Linked DNA regions of Homo sapiens: all the other regions are linked to region 3. The links are chromatin loops, found by intact Hi-C in ENCODE. Cell type or tissue: gastrocnemius medialis. All regions are shown on one strand.

Region 1 (5,000 bases), 340 kb before region 3:
TTGGAGGATGTGGTTGCCATGGCTGCTGGAGCGGGCCCTGTGGACAGGGAGCTTTCAGAATGGGGGGCGGTTACTGTCGCAGCGATGGTGGAGATGGTGTGCGTAGGAGGGTGCCCCTCTGCACGGGGTGTCGGTGTTGCCATGGGAGCTGCAGCCTGTGAGGGGGGTCCATCGGGATTGGGGGTCAGCATCACCACAGAAGTATGTCTGGTAGAGCTGTGGGGTGCTGTCACCATGGTTCCCGGGGGAGTGCCTGAAGGGAGGACCTGAAGAGATTCCCTGGGAGATGGTTCCTGGATGGCAAATGCCAGCGCTTCGGTCAGTGCCAAGATCAGCAGGAAACCTTGAAAAGGAGACAGAGAGAAGAGGTAAAATACTTGGGGAGCAGCATACAGCCTGGGCCTTTCTTACCTGTGGCCTAGGACAGTGCTGGGAACTCAGGAAACGTCAGGAGCATTCCTGAGCCCACACTAGTGCTCCTACACTGAACCAGAACTGTCTGTGGAGCTGGGGCAGGTCTATTAGGTAGGTGCTGCCTGGTACCTGCTGGAAAGAGAGACCAGCACCAGGGGAAGCAGAGCAGCTACCCTGGCCAGGCTCCTCCTTTCCCACATGCCTCAGAAACGCCATCAGCCCTCCCCACAAGGGCAACTTTTCAGAACAGGCTGGGGCTGGAGGTGTAGAAGGCTTGTGGCCTCCACATCTGCCTCTTCCTCTGCAGCCAGGAGTGGTCAAGGACAGCTTGCCTGTGGGGAAGCCTGTGTGAACTCTGTGTGAGCCACCCCAAGCCAAATGAGGAAGGCCTGGGTGGCAGTATGTACCAACTCTTATGCCCTTTTCTGAATCTTCCATTTATAAACTACACAAAGGTACAAGCAAACAGACCTCTGTCCCTTCAGGACCATTCGCCAAACAATTATGGAGGTTCAACCCTCTCCCTGACCCTGGAGGACACAAAAACGAACAGGGCAGTCTCTGGCCCTGGATAAGCTCGCACATATCCACAAACAATCCTAAAATAAGACAAAGATGTCTCAGTGCCATAGAAGAGTGACAGGCAGAAGAGGACCGGGGTCTAGAGAAGAGCAACCAGACCTGGAGCCCATAAAAGCACTTAGCACAGCCTGGAACAGAAGGTGCCTTCTACAAATGCCGGCTGGTGTCATGGTTGTTATTAACTGCTTTTCCTATGGCATTCATGTGGCTGAACTCTGAAAAATTGTCATTGGTGATATCCAGCCTTTTTGAGTAGAAGGAGCCCTTTTGAACATTAAAAAAAAAAAAAAAAAAAGGATTTTGTATGATAGCCAATGTGCATACTTGCAGTTCAAGAAAATGCACAAGGACAAAAACGTATATGTTTAAAAACATTTCTAGTTATGTGTGGATTTTATCAATCACAATAGCATGTGCCTATTTTTAAAAATGGTACCTCATGCAAGCATGACATGTAGGAGCCGTTGACAACACATGGGTTGGGAAGAGCCTGTCTCTACGGCTGAGGAAGGGCCAACAGTCCTCTGAGGCCTGATTCTGACCTGTTAGCACCTCCTTGTTCATGGATCCCCTTCTTTGTCATCCTCAGGCAGTTCCTTCAGCCCCTGCTAGGCTCCTCTGACTATGGAGAGAGATCTCTGTCTGCGTCTAATTACTCTCTCAGAGCGTCTTTCCTCCATCAGATTCCAGCAGGACAAACGGCCAAAGCAGGGGCCCCAGCTGTGATTCCCAGGTGTCTGATGGAGAAGGCAGGGCCCTGGCGAGAAGCAGAGATGGGGAGGAGATCTCCAGGCATGCCTTTGACACAAGGCCCAGGATCACCGTTTGGTGTGTGGTGGAGCCTGGGCATGGGCCTGTGTCCTCACCCTGCACTTCTAAATTGGTGGGGAGTGGGAGGCTGCGGGGGACTTTAGATTGCACTGAGGCTGTAGCACCCACCAACTCTAGGACCAAAAATTTGCCCTAAACAATCTATTTTTTTCTAAACTTTCATTCATGATCTAGACTAGCGGTCCCCAACCTTTTTGGCACCAGGGACAAATTGTCTTCCACTTGGTTTTGTGGAAGACAGTTTTTCCATGGACTGGAGTTGGTCGGGGGGGGTATGGTTTTGGGATGAAACTCTTCCACCTCAGATCAGCAGGCATTCAATTCTCATCAGGAGCACGCAACCAGATCCATCCCTTGCATGTGCAGTTCACAATAGGGTTTGTGCTCCTATGAGAATCTAATGGTGCCGCTGACCTGACAGGAGGCAGAGCTCTGGCAGTAACGCTCTGGCGGTGATGCTCCGGTGGTGATGCTGGCTCACCGGCCTCCCACCTCTTGTGGTGCAGCCTGGTTCCTAACAGGCCACAGACTGGTACTGGTCTGTGACCCAGTGGTTGGGGACCCCTGATCTAGACCACACACCGACAGCACATTCTGTGTATTCGAGTCAATCCTAAAACCTGTTTACTGAACACTTGCCCTGGCCCAGGCTTTCATGCTTTAATCCATATGACCACTTGGTGGAGCATGAAATTGAGGTTTGGGGAGATTAGGCAACATGTGGAAAGTCACACAGTAGCAGAAGTATGTGAAACAAGGGTTGTCTTTAAAGTGCATGCTTATCCTGGTCAACCACTATCAATGATGCAGAAGGAGGAAGAAGAGGACAGTATGTTGCATCCCAGAAGAATTAATGTGCTGTTATGCTCTGACCTGCTCAGGGTTATTCTGGTGCCCCTATCCTGCCCACAGCTTAACACCAGAGAGACAATCTATTCCTAGGGCTAGTGGTGGTGACCTCCATGTTTTGATGGACATTCCCTTTCAAGTGTCTGTTTAGCTCACAAGTGTTAAGTGTTGTTAAGGACTGACTTATGCACCCCCAAAATCCCTATGTTGAATCCCTAATTCCCAGTACCTTAGAATGTGACTATATTTGGAGATAGGGCTTTCAAAGAGGTAATTAAAGTAAAATGAGGCCAAAAGAGTGGGCCCTAATTCGATCTGACTGGTGTCCTTCTTAAGAAGAGGAGATTAGGACACACAGACATCTGGAGCACGTGTGCACAGAGGGATGATCATGTGAGGACACGGCAGCTAGAGGACGCCATCTGCAAGCCAAGGAGAGAGGACTCGGGGGACTCCAACCCTATTGGCGCCTTGAATTTAGACTTCCATCCTCCTCAAATGTGAGGAAGTACATTTCTGTCTGTGGTATTGTGTTATGGAAGCCCTAGCAAACTAATACACATGCCTTATGTTAAGAGATCCTCTGAAAAAGGAGAGACAGAGACAGGGCTTTTGTGCAGGAAGTTTATACTGGAAAATGATCTGTGGGGTCAGCCGTGGGGGTCTGAGATTAGTGAAACAGGGAAAACCAATCTGAGGGCAGGTTATGAGCTGGTCCAGGTGGGCACCTCAAACTCACAGGGGACGTCAGTGGAGCTGAGTAGGCTGCACCTCAAATTGTCTGCCTGAAAAGAACACTCACCCAGAGGCTCCCATATTCACTGATCAAGGGCTGCTCCTGGGATGCTCATCACTGCACTTCCTGACTGACGCCAGGTCTCCATTAGCTGGATCAGAGAAGTTCTGGGCCATAGGGCTGTCAGGTTCTGCCTGCACCCAGCTGGTGTTTGCTGCAACAGCTGGAGTTAAAATTAAGGGCCCGGGGAATCTCTGGGGCCAGGCACCAGATGTGTCAGATACAATAAAAGACCGGAGACCAAGGACACAGCAGTCTTTTGGAAGCAACATTGGCTGACCCCAGGGACAGGCCCTCAGGTGGGAGAGGAGCCACCATGGCCTCTAGGAGAACTTTTGCGGCACTCCAGAGGCAGAGAGAGGGGTTAATACAGACTGATCTTTAAAACACTCAGGGAAAAAAATTCCCCTGACTTTCCCATCACTGGCATTCCAGGAACTAACATCCTCCTAGCTGGGAAGCCTTTGACTGGAATCCTTGGTGCTGTAAGATACACAGCCTAAGTAAATATGTTTGTCTTTGTTGCTGCTGCCTATTTCCCCCACTCAGCTATCAGCATCCCCTGAAGTTATTGTTCTCTCTAGAACTGTAGAGTTACCTCTTAGCCCTTTCTTCTTTGGACTTTAGAGTACATCATCTTTGGCACAATGAACGGATACTGCCACCGTGGGTGCCAAGGGATTTTTACCTGGAGGATGATGTTTACATGTTACAGTGAGAGGGGATCTGGCATTTCACCTAATCCAATCCCCTCATTTCACAGAGTGGGCAACAGAAGGAGGGAAGTGACTTGTCCAAGAACACATTGCTGGTTGGGGACACAGCCTGGACCACAGCCATTATTTCAAAGCAACTTTTCATTTGTATAATAAAAATCCCTACAATGTTGTGCTAGCCAAATACCACCTCCAACCTCTACTGTCACCTTCAATATGGAAATCAGACAAGCATTTACCTCTCTTCTTTGGCACAAAAGGTTAACAACTGAATGCTATGCACACTGTCACAATAAACATCTGAGGCCTTCAACCCAGGGCTTCCCTAACACATGCAAATTTTCATTCAAGGCCCTTTGTGCTGGACTACACACTCCCCCTCCCCACAATCTGAGGCTACTGCCTCTTTGCATATTATTTGCATGGATTTGCATAATGGACTCTAGAGGCTTTAATTCCAAATATGTAGTAGAGACTAAAGCTAAAACCTAGCTTCACATGCTTGAAATGTGGAACCGATTTTTAAAACGTGTCTGAATATGGACAATTGTTGTGGGGTGGAATCTACATATTGATGGGTGTCCAGACATCACAAGAAGGTCTCCTCCTACTGAAAATTCCAATGCATACATGAGCTCAGGACCCAAGGGAAGGAAAGGTCCTCCTCCTTCTGTTTATTTGGTTGGCTGCCTGCAGTCCATATTGGGCATGACATTTGCATCTGGCAAAGGCAACAAGGGAATTGATGAAAAGAGAAATGGCTAATATGTACTATACACTGCTCAAAGGGCTAAGCCTGTACTGACATATTT
Region 2 (5,000 bases), 380 kb before region 3:
AAAGTCACTGCACTCCTCTTACAATGCCTGACAGGTGCTTCCATCTTTGGGAGGTGTGGAGCCCTTGACAGGCACGTCAGCAGGGGGCATTTGGGAGGGCAGCCTGCGAGGGTGAGGGGATGCCAGTGGGCCATACTGCAGAGGCAGAAACTTGGGGGAGGGGTCACAGGCGGTCAACTGAAGAAGGGGCTTGTGCCTGCAGATGCTCCAAGAGGGGAGTCTAAGAGGAATCCAGAAAAGTGTCCCCAAGAGAAAGAATCTGACTTTAATGTTAGCCGGACCCAGATGCTGTGACACTAACTTAAAACAATATCTGACAAGGAAGAGCTTTTTCCCTTCCCTTCCCTTCCCTTCCCTTCCCTTCCTTTCCCTGCCCTGCCCTGCCCTGCCTTCCCCTCCCCCATCCCCTCCCCCTCCCCCTCCCCTCCCTTCCCTTGCCTTCCCTAGCCTTCCCTTGCCCTCCTTTCTCTTATTTCCCTTGCCTTCCCTTCCCTTCTTTATTTCCCTTCCCTTCCCTTCCTTTCCCTTCTTTATTTCCCTTCCCTTCTTTATTTCCCTTCCCTTCCCTTCTTCCCTTCCCTTCCCTTCCCTTTCCCTTTCCCTTTCCCATCCCTTTGTCCTGCTTAGATTTCAACTGGGCTAGAAACAGCCACAGGGAAGTGGGAGTGAGGAGAATAGCAGGAAAGAGAGACGGAACTGACTTCAGCATCCTTGCTAGGTGCTTGGCCCTACCTGGGCAGGGGAGAAAGTGAGGGTTGATATGTTGAATAATATATCAACTGGACATTCTATTTCCTGAGTTGATACTGTTTTGTGGCTTAAAACGAGTGTGATGTTTTTAGTTTCCTGCAAGTGATCAGAAAAATCATGGGACCCTCCATGTTTTCGCCCAGGGGCTGGGAAGAATGTCTACCACCCACTGAGCAAGTTGAAAGGGATCTTGGGAGAGGGCCCTATCAAACCAAAGCTGCATTTGTAACTGTACTTCGTGAGTCCTTCCTGTTTGACCTACGGTTGACATCCATCACGTGCCCAGCACAGTGCTTGGCATGTAACAGGGATGGACCAGTGTGTGGATTTGTTTACACTTCATCCCTTCTAGACCTCCAGGTCCCAGAGTCCAAGAATTTTGGCTCTAATATTTGAACTCCCATAGTGCTTGGTGCATAGTAAGCCCTCATTAAAAATCTCATGAATGACCATAATAAAACCGAAACCTGTGCCAGCCTTATAGTAGCTACCATGACAATGTCATACTGAGAGACTGCTGGTGAGGAAGAAGGCAGGGCCAATGCATGCCACCGTCACCCAGGATTCTGTATTTACACGTGACAGTAGTTACACCCACAGGCTAAGGAGTTGTAGCCTTATCTGTGACACTAACAAAGCCTTTTCCCACTGATTTCATTCTCCTTTAAATTTCAAAGGGATCAGAACCAGGCCAGGCATGGTGGCTCACGCCTGTAATCCAGCACTTTGGGAGGCTGAGCCTAGCGGATCACCTGAGGTTAGGAGTTTGAGACCAGCCTGGCCAACATGGCGAAACACTGTCTCTACTAAAATACAAAAATTAGCGGGGAGTGGTGTTGTGCACCTGTAATCCCTGCTACTTGAGAGGCTGAGGCATGAGAATTGCTTGAATCCAGGAGGCAGAGGTTGAACTGAGCCGAGATTGTGCCAAGGCACTCCAGCCTGGGTGACAGAGTGAGACTCTGTCTCAAAAACAATAACAACAACAATCAAAACAAAAACAAAAAACAAACAAACCCACAAAAGGATCAGGACCATGATGGCAGGTGGAATGATAACTCTCCTTTTCCAGATAAAGCAGCTGGAGGTGGGAGAGATTAGGGACCTGGGCAAAAGTATTTGGTGGGCTGAGACTGGAACTCAGGACCTTTGACTCTAAACTCAAGGTCTGACCTAAGCTCCACAGCAACCCAGAATGCACCTGAAAAAGGAAAGAAACGAGGTTTCTTCTGTCACGAATAGAAGTAGAAGAGAAGGCCGGGCATAGTGGCTCACGCCTGTAATCCCAGCACTTCGGGAGGCCGAGGCGGGTGGATCACGAGGTCAGGAGTTCGAGACCAGACTGACCAAGAAGGCGAAACTCCATCTCTACTAAAAATACAAAAAAAAAAAAAAAAAAAAAAAAAAAAATTAGCTGGACGCGGTGGTAGGCGCCTGTAATCCCAGCTACTTCTGAGGCAGGAGAATCGCTTGAACCCGGGCGGCGGAGGTTGCAGTGAGCCGAGATTGAGCCACTGCACTCCAGCCTGGGTGACAGAGTGAGACTCCATTCCCCGCCGCCCCCGCCCCCGCAAAAAAAAAAAGCAGAAGAGAATAGAAACAGACTAGCTGGTCGATATATGCAAAGTCTCAGGGGAAAATGAAATTTTATGGTTGATTTATAATCCTCAGGAAATTGGGAGTTGTCCTGGAAATTCTGACGTGAAGCGGACGACTGCAGGGCAGTATGAATTGCGTGACTGGCTTCCCAGGATCAAGGTGGCTTTGGCAGTCAGGAGGTGATTATAGGAGTCCAGGGCTTGACACAAAGAACATTTTGCCGCTGAGTGACTAGGTATGTAAGACAGTTCCTAGAGCAGCCAGCAGGTGGCGCCACCTGCCAAGAGAACCAGGTCAGAGGCGGTAGCCCGGGACACCCCTATCTCAAAGGGGCTCTGGCAAATCTGATTTGGCCTGCAGGCCACTCTGAGATCGCTGCCACAAAGTGGAATGCTCCTGAGTCAGCGGGACCATCCCTGTGTAACGTTGTGCAAATGCTCATTCCTACCCCCGCCCCCGCCGCCTCCCCCACCACCCCACCGCCCGCCCCCAAAGTACGGAAAAGTTGGCTGGGCAGGTGATGTCAGAGGGCTGTGTAGTCCATGCGGTTATTATTGTTTTAAGTACTATAAATGATGACGCAGATTACTACCACAGTTTGCCGAATGCTTACCATGGGCAAGCACTATGCTAAGTGTTCTAAGTGAATTATTTAATTCCCACAACAACCCGGTGGAGTGAATAGTACAGGACGTTGGAATTCAGAGAGGTTAAGCGATTTGCCTTGGGTCACAAAGCCAGTCAATGGCAAAACCAGAGTTTGAACTCAGTTCTTTTGCACTTTACGGCTTGCACCATTAGCCACTGTGATATTCTGTTGCAGTCTCCCTCTTTCCCTCCCTCCCTTTCTTCCTTCCTCTTCCATCCTTCCTACTTTCCTTATTGCCTTCCTGACTTCCTTCTCTTCTTTCTTTGTGCCTGGCATTGTGCTAGGTTTTAGGTTCAGAAATAATCAGACTATACCTCTGCTCTTAGGATTTTCAGTGTAACAAAGAAGCTCAAAATCACAGCAGTGGGTATCTGGAACCATGACAGGGTGTGTCCAAGAAGGAGCAAGAAGGCTCACGTATTCAGTACCAGGTATAGGCAGGCACAATCCTGGGGCTGTCCAAGTTAGAAATTCCAGCTGTTCATTGGTTTAATCTGGGCTTTTGTGAACTTGGGTGAGGCGTTGGCTTTGCTGTCTCTCGGCAACCCCCCTGTCCGGACAGTTTCTCCCTACCCTGCTATTTGGCAACACCTGGGCTATATTCTGGCAGGTGCTGGGCTGGGGGTAATATAACTGCTGCTTCATTAATGTTGGGGCATAGGCTACCACCTGAGCCTCAGGAATGAAGGAGGTGCCCAAAATGTACTGAACATTCCCATTTCCAGCCAGCCAACCAAAGAATGGGGACAATGAGCTCATCGGAGGCTGCCTCTCTTCTATAGGCTTCATCCACTGCTCAGAGATGATGGGGAGCAGTGACAGCCTCCTCTATGGCTGCGGGCTTGGGAGATCAGAACATTCCACCCTCTGATTTTACAGATGAGGAGCCTCAGAGGGAGAGGGCTTCATCTCAGGGTACACAGAAGTGAAGAGAGAGGTAGGAGTCAGTGGCACCAGGTTTCTGCATGTCCAGGGAAACGATCCATCTCATCTACCTACCAGAATTCTAAAAGGGAATCTTGCCTATTCCCTGTGTGTGTGCAGGGAGATGTCAGTGAGATCCAATGCCTTTATCTAACAGTTAAGAAAACTGAGGCTGAGAGAGGTGGAGTAACTTGTCCAAGGTCACACAGCAGCTTAGTGGCATTTACTGTGTTTCTACTATATGAACAGCATTCTCTTGGACTCTCTGTACAGCTTTCCTTTCTGGACCCCAATAGCCCAAGTAGTTTGATAGGATGTGGTGGATTTTTTTTTTTTTTTTTTTTTGAGATGGAGTCTCGCTTTGTTGCCAGGCTGGAGTGCAGTGGCGCTATCTTGGCTCACTGCAACCTCTGCCTCCCGGTTTCAAGCAATTTTCCTGCCTCAGCCTCCCGAGTAGCTGGGACTATAGGTGCGCACCACCACACCCAGCTAATTTTTGTATTTTTAGTAGAGGCGGGTTTTCACCACGTAGGCCAGGATGGTCTTGATCTCTTGACCTTGTGATCCACCCGCCTTGGCCTCCCAAAGTGCTGGGATTACGGGCGTGAGCCACCACGCCCAGCCAGGATGTGGAATTTAATTTCAAGTACAAAAGGAAGAGAGGATGAAATGGGTTAGGTGCAGAAATACTGATATTTCTGCAACATTTTTAAATGACAGTTGACAAAACAGGACAAAATGTTGGGAATCAGGACTATAATGTGAAAAGAACAATAGCCAGTGTTATGGATTCAATTGTGTACCATCCAAAAGATAAGTTGCAGTCCTGACCCCCAGTACCTGTGAAGGTGACCTTTTTTTTGGAAATAAGATCTTTACAGATGTCATCAAGTTGAGGTCATTAGGGTAGGCTCTCATCTAATGTAACTGGCATCCTTATGAAAAGAGGAAAATTTGGACACAGACATATGGAAGAATGAAGGTAGAGATGGGGGTGATGCATCTACGGGCCAAGGAAGGCCAAGGATTGCCCGCCATCACCAGAGCTGGGAGAGCAGCCTGGGACCGATTCTCTCCC
Region 3 (5,000 bases):
TAGCCAAAAAGATGCCAGCAGGTGAATTCACCAACATGGGTCACCATGGCACCAAAAGTAGGCAAGGTGTCACAGGACACAAAGCAAGAGATTTTCAAGCAAATGTTCTTCAAAATTCAAAAATTTTGCATGTTTTAAACAAGGATTTTTATTTCCAATACATACAAACTCCCAGTCACTCTTATTTGGAAACAATTAGGAAAAGTGAGAATTTGGGATTACAAATAGAAAAGGAAAATAATTAGCCAAGGAGGAGCAGCAATTTCTGTGGTAAACCCTGGGTACAAATAAAGGAACCTAAGGATTTTTTTTTAATTCCTAGCATGTAAATTATTTTGCCTCTCTGGGATCATGGTGAGTCCTAGGAGCCTAGAGTTGAACATGAGGTGTACTACCTCAGAAGTCAAAAACTCCAAGTCATGAATTAGAAGGGAACTGAACATCTGGAAATCAAGTCAGATTGGGGGAGAAGGGAGCCTCTTAGTATGCATGTCATCGCCAATAAAGCAACATGAATTTGAAAGTGTTTTGGTAAAATTAGGAAAGAGTACTTATTGAGGAAGGAATGATAAATGGAAATCAATACTCGCATATACATTATTAATTTAAGATGGGTAAAATGCTATTAGCATCATTTAGTGAGCAATTTTTTAAAAGGTAAAAATGTTCCTACAAACTTCAATAAGTTTACCCCATATCTTACCCCTAACACTCTTCCACCCTAATGTCTTTTAGCTCCTCAGACAAGAACTCAGAATTCTTACCCTATTTTGTGTGTGTGTGCCACAGACCTCTTTTGTAGTCTCTTGAAGCCTAAGGACCTCCTTCTCAGAATTATGTGTGAAATGTATAAGATCAAATACATAAGATTACAAATGAAGTGAATTATATGAAAGATTCTCCTATCCAGAGAGATGTTGGGGAGTCCATGGACCCAACTTAAGAACATCTGATTGAGGAATGATTCTTCTAGGATGATGAAAGTTTTTTCTTACAGGAAACAGCATATGCAGAAAAGTTTTTAAAGCCTAAAGATGCGCAGTGAAAAATCCTGCTCACAATCAATCAGTGAAGAAAAGAATGAGCTGCAAAGAGAAGCCTGACCTTGAACTTCTGCCAAAACTCAAAGCTATTCATGCTGTTGCTTTAAAGCCCTACATTAAGGAATTACTCAGAAAATTTTCTTGGCCCCAGCCCTGTAGACACAGCATATTCTGTGGCCTGATGGCAGATGAAATAAAGCAGCATTGGAGAAGGGAAAACTATATTGAGTCCTGAGCTTGCATCCTAGTCCTCTAACTAGTTCTCTGCCACTAACTAGCTCTGTTACCTTGGTCAAGAAACTCAACTCTGAACTGAGCTGTCTATAAATTGAGAAGGTTAAGTTAAATCATCTTCAAGAGTTTCTTCCTACTCTGAACTGTTAGGATCCTAAGGTAATGCACAACCACTTTTCTGGGAGGAAACATTAGCAAGACTTCTTTTTGCCCTAAGCTCACAGTATGAAAATATTTTATAAATAATTTTTAGTCTTCAGAAATAACTTATGAGAATCACCTAACCATATAACTTTAGACTTGGAAGAGATTTTAAGAGACATCCACCATCTCATCAATCTCAGGTGATAAAAGTAAGGTTCAGAAAGGTGAATAGATTTATTTTTAGTCACATAATAAGATGGCATTAATGGACTGTTGGCCTACCACTACCTAGCACAAGCAGGATTTTAGTATTTAGCATTGGTAGTAAAGACAAGCTCATCAGTTCACTTGAGAGACAGAAAGAAACCTCAAATAACCTAAGCCATAGGATGGGAACTACACAAAGCAGCAGGTGACTGGGGTAATTGCACCTAGAGGTAGCATCCTATACCTCAGGCAGAGTCAAAGCCGGGGCCCTCATTATACACTATAACCTTCCCATCTCAAAGAACAGTAAATAACAGCTAGAGAACAAAGAATAGTTATTTCAAAATAGGTGGATGGATGAATTAACCCTGACTAATAACATCATTAAAACCAAAGCACAAGTTTGGGGCTGCTAATATAATATTGAAAGGTCCACATTAACTAAGAAGATCTAAAAACACATTAGGAATTTTCAAGTTTTAGAAGAAACGAATTAAGAATTGTTTTGACCTATCTTCTGTGGACAGCCCTGAAATATAGTGACTACTTTATCAGCATTATTTTTACTAATACTCTCACTGCTGTCTTCAGAGCATGTACTTACCAGCTACTGTTCAGGTTTAAAAGTCACATGTATATTTCCATAGTCCCATCCATGTGTGTAGACTAGCTTCACATGCAAATAATTAGAAACGATTAAGTTGTTGGAAAGTTGGATCAAATCATGATTATTATGTTTAATTAACCAATACATATGCCGGGTGCGTTTAAAGCCTATGCTATGATGCTTGTCAGTTTACTCTCTGCCTTCTCCCTTCAGAAACGCACATGTACAGTCAATGTAATCACAGCCATTCCTCAATCCCCATGACACACGTTATTCCTACCTTATGTAAACAGTTATGGCTTTCAGAACTATTTTCTTTGAGATTTCGTTTGAGGGCTGACATAGCCTTTCAAAATCTTCTGACTAGAGGCTACACACTGCTGGTTTGCCAGCTCCATAGTTCAGCTCCTCCAGGAATTCCCAGGGGCAGCAGTGCCATCTACTGGTAAGGAGGGTACAACTTGTTTTCTGGGAGCCCTGGGGGGTGACATGAGCCAAGTGAAGGAACGGCAGCCTAGATTTAGGTCTCTGTGAGCCCTTCTTTTCTCAAGCACATTACAAGCATAACTGATGCTTACAACCTGAGACGTGTAACTACCACAGGAGCTTTCATCTTGTGAATGGCAGGTCCTCTGGAAGCCACATAAAGCCAGCCAGGCTAGCCAATGAGGCAGCTCTGCCTTGAAATGCCTCCTCAAGGATCCAAAAGCAGCCAGCAGAGCCCCACTGAATTAAACATTTCCTGGCTCTCCTCTTTCCCCAATGCTTCCCTATCAGATGATCTCACCCAGTGCCCCCACCTGTGGCTCTGTTATCCAGCTGTATCTTACAGCATGTGTCCTAAGGAAGGTACTCAGATCCCTCTCAATATGAAGGCTCTTATACTTACACAATGTGACACAGATCCTCCTCAGAGGACACTACTGCTTAGGCATGCAGGTCGGACTCTAATCTCTCTCATTCACTCTCTATGTTCCCCGTCCCTGACCCAGGGGACAGAAACGACAGAAAGGAAATGATTTTGTTGCTGCTTTGAAAGCAACACTAGTGGGCTTTTATTGAATCAGAGAATAAAACCTTGTCCTATAGGTCACTGAAGTACGTTGCTAGATGGACTAAGCTTGTTAATCTTTTTGTTGTCCCTTGCATAACCTAATCAGTGTTTCCCAACCTTTTCAAAATCCCTGCCTCCCTTCCGCAGGCCAAACAAACAATGCATACCCTTTGCGGTTTATGGAACAAAGATTAATTTCTCTCCTCTGAAAATAAAAGTGTATACTATGCCACCTACCTCACCCTCAGCATTCTTTTCTCCCCTCTACTCCATGCCACTTAAAAAAAAAAATTTTCTGGCCGGCATGGTGGCTCATGCCTGTAATCCCAGCACTTTGGGAGGCTGAGGCAGGTGGATCACGAGGTCAGGAGTTCAAGACCAGCCTGGCCAATCTGGTGAAACCCCGTCTTTACTAAAAAATACAAAAATTAGCCGGGCATGGTGCCTCACACCTGTAATCCCAGCTACTCGGGAGGCTGAGGCAGGAGAATCGTTTGAATCCAGGAGACGGAGGTTACAGTGAGCCGAGATCGCACCACTGCACTCCAGCCTGGGTGACAGACGGAGACTCCGTCTCAAAAAAAAAAAAAAACAAACAAACAAACAAAAAAAACTGTGATAAAGTTTTTAAATTATTCCCACTAATTTGGTTTGTGTGAAGTCTATCAGGTGACAACCTATATTTCACTTTACTAGGGTCATTTGTGATATTCTAAATGAGCTTTGCAGCAACTTGTTCTTTTACTTTCATTCATCTCAGAAAACCGACAAAATTTGATTTCCGGTGGCTGATAAACCTGAATTTGATACCCCTAACAAATTTAGGTGTTCCCTCTTAAAAAAATATATTTATCTTGCCTAGTAAACTGAATTCTTGGCAAGTGTAGGCATTTCACAGGCATGGGGTGTGTTTTAGAGGTTTGAAATCAGGTCATTTCCTAAAGAAACATGTTGTTGTACAGGGAATGTAAGAGCTATAAAGGGCTTTGAAGGTATCAGGATGTCTCCAAGGGACAAGGTAGAGAGACCCTTATCCATCTCATACCAGAAAGAGTTCTGAATAAATTACGTGGAAAGTCCAGAACACAGTAATATCTTCATAATGAGTTAGTTGAACCATTTCTTACAGAGTAGATTACCAGGTGTATCCAACAAATCAAGAAGTTAACCCGTGGAAAATTGAAGGGACTTTTTATGTTTGCCTATGAGCTGTCTGGGGAAATGGAGGAGAGGCAGGGAATACTTTCCATAGCTTGACCTGCTCTTAAGTTCCTGGACATACCTTCCCCTTTTTAAAGTATGATTTAAAGGCAACAATCCATCTCCCCCGGACTCCCATACAAACCTCTTTTGGCAGCCAAATGGTCTTCATCGAGCACACACTTTTCAAAGAATTAAGGACGTGTGAGTAGGTTTAGTTTAGACCCTGCCTTCCCTCTCCCCACAACCCAGTAACATGCTGAAAATAAGTAATAACCTTCCTGGGTACCCCCAGAAAAACCTGTTTGCAGAAACTACAACCTTTCCTCCGAAAAAAACCCCTATCTTCTTAAGGAAGAATCTCAGTGTGGTGGTCTGCAGTTCACTGCAGGCATTTCCCTCCTCACCATTTACCAGTCATCAGTTACGCTGCATCTGAAATTGGTTTTTGTAGACTTTCATTTAGACCGGCTCCACCGGTGCCCAACTGCTTAAAAAAAAAAATAGCCCC
Region 4 (5,000 bases), 340 kb before region 3:
GTGGTCTCACCTTTCATCCAAGAAAGAAAAGTACAAGTCAGACTTACAGGGTCTCTACTATATTCCCAGCACTGACCCAGGCACTTTGAAGCTTATTTAGCCCACATGATAACTGCCTGAGGAAGGCACTATTGCTCTTCCCATTTTCAGAACAGGTAACTGAAGGTCATAGAAGCTAATAGTATTGATCTTGATCACCCAACTAATTACTGCAACTTGAGTCCAGGTCTTGATGATCTTCAAGTTGATATCCACTATCCTGTATTGTCCTGAACACCGGAGGGTATAGAGATGACATATGCAGAAGCGTTTTGTAAACTGCGCAGCTCTATGCAAACACAAGATGTTAACTGTTCCCTTTCCCATTTAGTTGAAAAGCTTCAACTGCTCTGTTTCTCCTGAGGCAGTAGCCATCAAGACTCTGGAGGAGGTCATGGAGTCCCAATTTCCTTGAGTTTTAAAACAGAGTTGGGAATTAAGCTCTCTTGGGTTCCCAGGAATGTCACTGGGGAGTCATCCATGGCTTGTCAGATGTGTGACAGGAAGAAGAGGGGTCACTCCATTTTCAGATGGAGCCCTGAGTACTGTATTCACATTTGTGGAAGGGCATGCTTTCAGGTGATAGGATCTGCTGTGTGATGAGAAATGGAAATGAAACCCTGCAGGTCCCCTGAGGATTCAACCTTTCAAACAACTATTGAATTGCTCTTTCCCGGGCCTGTTTGAGCAGGCATTGCAAATCTTAAAAACAATAAGATGAATAATCATCACTGTTTGATCACTGCCATTTATTGAGTACCTTCTCCATGGCAGATGCTAAGATAAGACCTAACATGCATCATCTCTGATTTTACAAGTCTTCGAGGTTGCAGCCATGAAAATGCCCTGGTCAGCCATGATTGACCATGACAGGGGTACTAGTGCAGGCCTGTTCCTGCTGGACATGGAACCCCTCTAATGGCTTAAGGACTCCCACTGGCTGGCAGAAACTTTCTTAGAACAACACTGTAGTCTAAGACTCTTCCTACTGAATTCTCTTTCCTTCTCCCTCTCCTTTCATGGGGGTCAGGCCTGCACTGCAGTCTGGGGCTTCCTCTGCCTACTTCAGTTCCTTCCTGAACATTTTACAGGTGTTTCCCCCAATAATTCTCTTATATGCCTAATCCCATCTTGGTGCCTGCATCTCGAAGGAACTAACACAGTGGACAGGAGTCCCATTTTGCAGACAGACACTGGATCAATGATGAAGTTACTTGTGTAAGTCCTACAGCCAACAAATGTTAAGAGCTGGGGTTGTGTGCAGGTATGTTTGATTCCACAAGCCAAGTCTTAGAAGCATACTAGGCTTCCTCTCTAATGATCTATGCAGGCTTAACTGTGAGGACAGGGAGTGATGACACATTTCAGTTTGGCCCCTTTGTTTTGTCGATGAGAAACCTGAGACCAGTGAGGGAAAGGATTCGCCCATGGGTGCCAGTGGGAGGGGTGCACCTGGGCTGTGCACAGCCATTTCCCTCCTTTGGAGGCTGAGGGAGGAGGTCACAGGGAGGCCTCAGGGTATGGAGGGAGGTCAGGCTGGGGGGCTTAGTGTCTGACCCACCAGCCTGGCAGGCGGGAATGTGCCTGTAGAAGCCCACGGCCCTCTTGGGGAGAAGCCATGAAGTGAGGACTGAGTGCTGCCTGGAGGTGCTGGCTGGGATGCACAGGGAAGAGCTGTCAGGGTATGGGTCTAACACTGGAACAGCTGGGGGACATTCCCTGGATATCCCTGCATTGCCTTGAGGCTCTCCCATCCCTGTTTGATCCGTAAGCTCCAAGGAGACATGTTTCCCAGCCATAATGCCTTCTGATCCCAATCTCTTCTACTCTTTTCATTGGCAAGAGTCATTCTCACCCGGGTTTTCTTATATAATAATTATAAACTCATTCAGGGCCTGTGAGTGAAAAGGCACACATATACATTCAGGTCTAATATTCACTGAGCAACCATCAGCACAATGGTATGTGACCTCTTTGAATGCTGCACTAATGCTCCACTGTCTAGAAGGAGGCCAGACTGCTCTGGGGACCAGGTGCAGAGGGTGCCCTCAAGTGTCTAGTGTCAGAGAGAGAGGGGCTACTCCACTTTGGCCAGGGTGAACTTGAGTTGGTGATGACAAACATCTGCAGCTAGTCTATTTTTCTAATCTCACCCTCCAAACAGCCCCATCTTCTTGCAGGGAGGATGGGTGAAGGCATTTTCAAAAATGGACATCACATGTGACAAACAGGCAAAGGACCCTGACAGAGCCACAAAACTGACACGCTCATGAAAACTCAGACCGCTGACAATGGTGAGCGCCGACCAATTCAGCGCCAGGCGTGGAGGCTTCTGGCAAGAGTGGTGGGCTCTGTGCGTCCTGATGGTGGCAGCAGAGACCAGCTTGGGAGCCACCTGGCTCCTCTGCCCTAGCCCATTATGGCCTGAATCCAATCAATTTCAGTTCTCAGCACTTCTGAAAACGTGCGTGGCTTAGAGTGTCTGGCAGGGCTCAGGAGAGAAAAGCATTTCTCAGCCCCGGGACACATATATGCCTCCAGGCACTGGTTGTGGCTTGCAATCTGGGAGGGCAGGTGAACGGACACCCTCCCTCCTTGCACAGGCCTGGGATCTGCCTTACTCAACTCCCACTTCTACCAGGAGCAGAGGATCACCGCTGCCCAGCACCCCGCCCATCTGAATTCTGACTCTGGTGGCTTCAGAGAAGCAAGGTAGGGGCCAGTGCTGGTATGAAATGCCAGATGAGAGGAAACTGATGCATGCACTTTACTCCTGACTCAGAGTGCCTGAAATATCTGGCAAACTGGCAAAGGATGAAACCCTTCTTTGAGGTCTGTAGAGTAGCTTTAAGATAAATGAAGCCACTGAGAAGGTCCAAAACAAGGGGCCCTTAGACGTGGAAGAGGTCTGCTTTCCTGATAACTAGAGTGGTGCTGGGCTATGAAAACAGTCCAAATAGATGAGGATAGTTCCTGAGAGCACAGGGTTCTGAAGCTGGACAAATATTCTTCCACCTTAATGGCCCTCTCACTGGAGCCTTCACAGGGTTAACGATGGTCCCGCAGGAGTTGGGGCCATGACTGAGGACATGGAGCTGATGTGGAGGCAGTCAGGGCCAAGGCAAGAGCCTCCTTGTGTATAGTGGAAACGCAAGACAGACATCAAAGGGAGTGGGGTGTGCGGTTCCCAAGGGGCTACCAGAGTCCACTTTTATTAAAAGTTTGTGTCTTTCTTTAGAAAGTAATATGTTCCATCTCCAGCACCTGAAGGCTCCTTTCAGGGTGCCAGAAGAATCCTCAAGGGACAGTCCCAGGCTGTGTCCTTCCTCCTGTCTTGGCTGACATTTTTATGCATGGTTTAGGCAGCCCATGGGCTTTCCAGCTTTGCAATAAGATCTGATCTAATTTCAAGCTTATACATAACAGAAGGGCTGGGGGAGAAGTAGGAGTTCTTTTAGAATTGCAAAATCCAGGTGGGTGTAGCCTGTGGGGTGCAGGCTATCCAGCTCAAAGAGGGAGGCCCATATCTCAGATTCCCTAATGCTCGGCACAGTGTCTGGCACACAATGGGCACACAGGAAATCCTGCACTGAATCAAACAGATTTTGTATTACCAGATCTAGGCTGACTCACTGTGTGGTCAGGACCTTGGGTCAATCACTTCACCTGGTGACTCACTCCCTACCTGTAAGGTGTGGAGGACAGCTGGAGTCACTGTGGCACCTGTGTGTTTAGCAGTGTGTTTGCTTGTTCCTGCTTTTATGTCTCTGGCTGGTCTAAGATGGAATGATAAAAAAATAACGGAATGCACTTTGTAAACGAGAGCATCCTAGACACATGTAAAGATTGGAAAATTAGAAAGCTGTCTCTACTGTAGTTACTTCTCAGATATGACCAACCATTATTAAGAATTCATTGGCTAATAGGGCTACATTTTCTCATGATCATTCTTCTGTTTTAGAAGTGGGCAACTGCAGTTTTAAGAATAAATGTGTAAATGTGTGTTTTCATGAGAGACAATAAAGCTGTTTTCATTAAGAATGAAATATGCAACTTGCAAACACTTTTACTTTTCTTGAATTGGGTCCTTCAGCAGAAGCAGTTTGCCCAGCCCTGACATGGAAAGTTTACTTTGCTCATCAACCTGAAGGAGACCGAAAGCTATGAGAGGCGGCTCCTGAAAAGAATCTAGACTCCGGATATAAAAAGATCTTGCAACACAAGGCCAAGTGGAAATCATGGTTCGCATTAAAGGCATAAACCTCCTGCACTAACAACCCAGAGCAGGAGGAAAAGCTGGGAGACCTGGCTCAGCAGCCTTCCCTGAGGGAAGCCTTCGGGGCTTTGTTCCTCTTGAGATCAGGGCAAGCCTATGTATGACCTGAAGCCAATACAACCAGCAGAGCTGATGCCAGTGCTGGCTGCCTGAGTGCTACTAAAGAAAGAGTCCACCATCGGCTCCCTCTTCCGTAGCCAGACACAGGTGGAATGCTGTGCTTCCTTTTGGGAGACAAAGCAGAAGCTACCCCAGAGGGGGCAGATGGGAGACAGGCCCAGGCAATGCAGCCCTACAAAGAAGACTTGAAGGGCCGGGGCTGAGCAGCTTGGATGAAGAGAAGGCTGCCTTTCAGAGCTGTTTCAAATGTTTCAGACGTTGCTAGACAAACTAGAGTTGTATGGCTTCAGATGGCACAGCTTAGGGCCATAGAGTGGGAATCACAAGAAGGCAAACTTTAGGCCCCCAGGAGAGCTGGACAACAACCTGGAGGGTCAGAGGAGAATGGGCTGTCCAAGGAGCGGGGATATGAGGGTGGGGCAGTGTGGCCATCCCTGGAAGGGGTAAGGGAGTGGCAGATGGTAACCATTTGGGGTGGGGTGTGGCTGAGGATTCCTGCAAGGCTATCAGAGAAACTCTAAGAATCATAAGAATCAAAGCTCAAGTACATGAGGGAAGACATAAT

What was found. Hi-C counts contacts between places; a loop is a spot of excess contacts. Peaks named below come from ENCODE experiments on the same cell type or tissue, not always from the same donor. Only the 100,000 strongest peaks of a DNase experiment are listed, where the experiment ranks them.
Region 1: it touches region 3 in a loop (10-fold over the local background); 84 of 110 quality-filtered maps call a loop at or near these places.
Region 2: a loop joins it to region 3, with 13 times the contacts of the local background. A loop is called at or near these places in 43 of 110 quality-filtered maps.
Region 4: a loop joins it to region 3, with 13 times the contacts of the local background. A loop is called at or near these places in 84 of 110 quality-filtered maps.

Annotation. Positions count from the first base shown.
Region 1 is chr3:133,375,095-133,380,094 of GRCh38, reverse strand. TMEM108 (transmembrane protein 108) reads right to left here. Exons shown (of 6, transcript NM_023943.4): 4 at 1-343. The region is part of intron 1 of LOC101927432 (a long non-coding RNA gene); the gene reads left to right. Among named protein-coding and RNA genes, the nearest start is that of BFSP2, 22 kb to the left of the region's middle. In gastrocnemius medialis, a CTCF peak has its summit at 2,478; a DNase peak (open chromatin) is centred at 494.
Region 2 is chr3:133,421,373-133,426,372 of GRCh38, reverse strand. All of the region lies in intron 1 of BFSP2 (beaded filament structural protein 2), which reads right to left. Among named protein-coding and RNA genes, the nearest start is that of BFSP2, 24 kb to the right of the region's middle. RefSeq lists an enhancer at 2,472-2,521. In gastrocnemius medialis, CTCF peaks have their summits at 2,421 and 2,621 (motif pointing right); a DNase peak (open chromatin) is centred at 2,622.
Region 3 is chr3:133,039,088-133,044,087 of GRCh38, reverse strand. The region is part of intron 1 of TMEM108 (transmembrane protein 108); the gene reads right to left. Among named protein-coding and RNA genes, the nearest start is that of TMEM108, 3.2 kb to the right of the region's middle. RefSeq lists an enhancer at 2,529-2,823. In gastrocnemius medialis, a CTCF peak has its summit at 2,679 (motif pointing left); a DNase peak (open chromatin) is centred at 2,647; H3K4me3 peaks cover 506 bases; H3K27ac peaks cover 1,134 bases.
Region 4 is chr3:133,382,055-133,387,054 of GRCh38, reverse strand. The region is part of intron 4 of TMEM108 (transmembrane protein 108); the gene reads right to left. Among named protein-coding and RNA genes, the nearest start is that of BFSP2, 16 kb to the left of the region's middle. In gastrocnemius medialis, a CTCF peak has its summit at 2,405; a DNase peak (open chromatin) is centred at 2,432.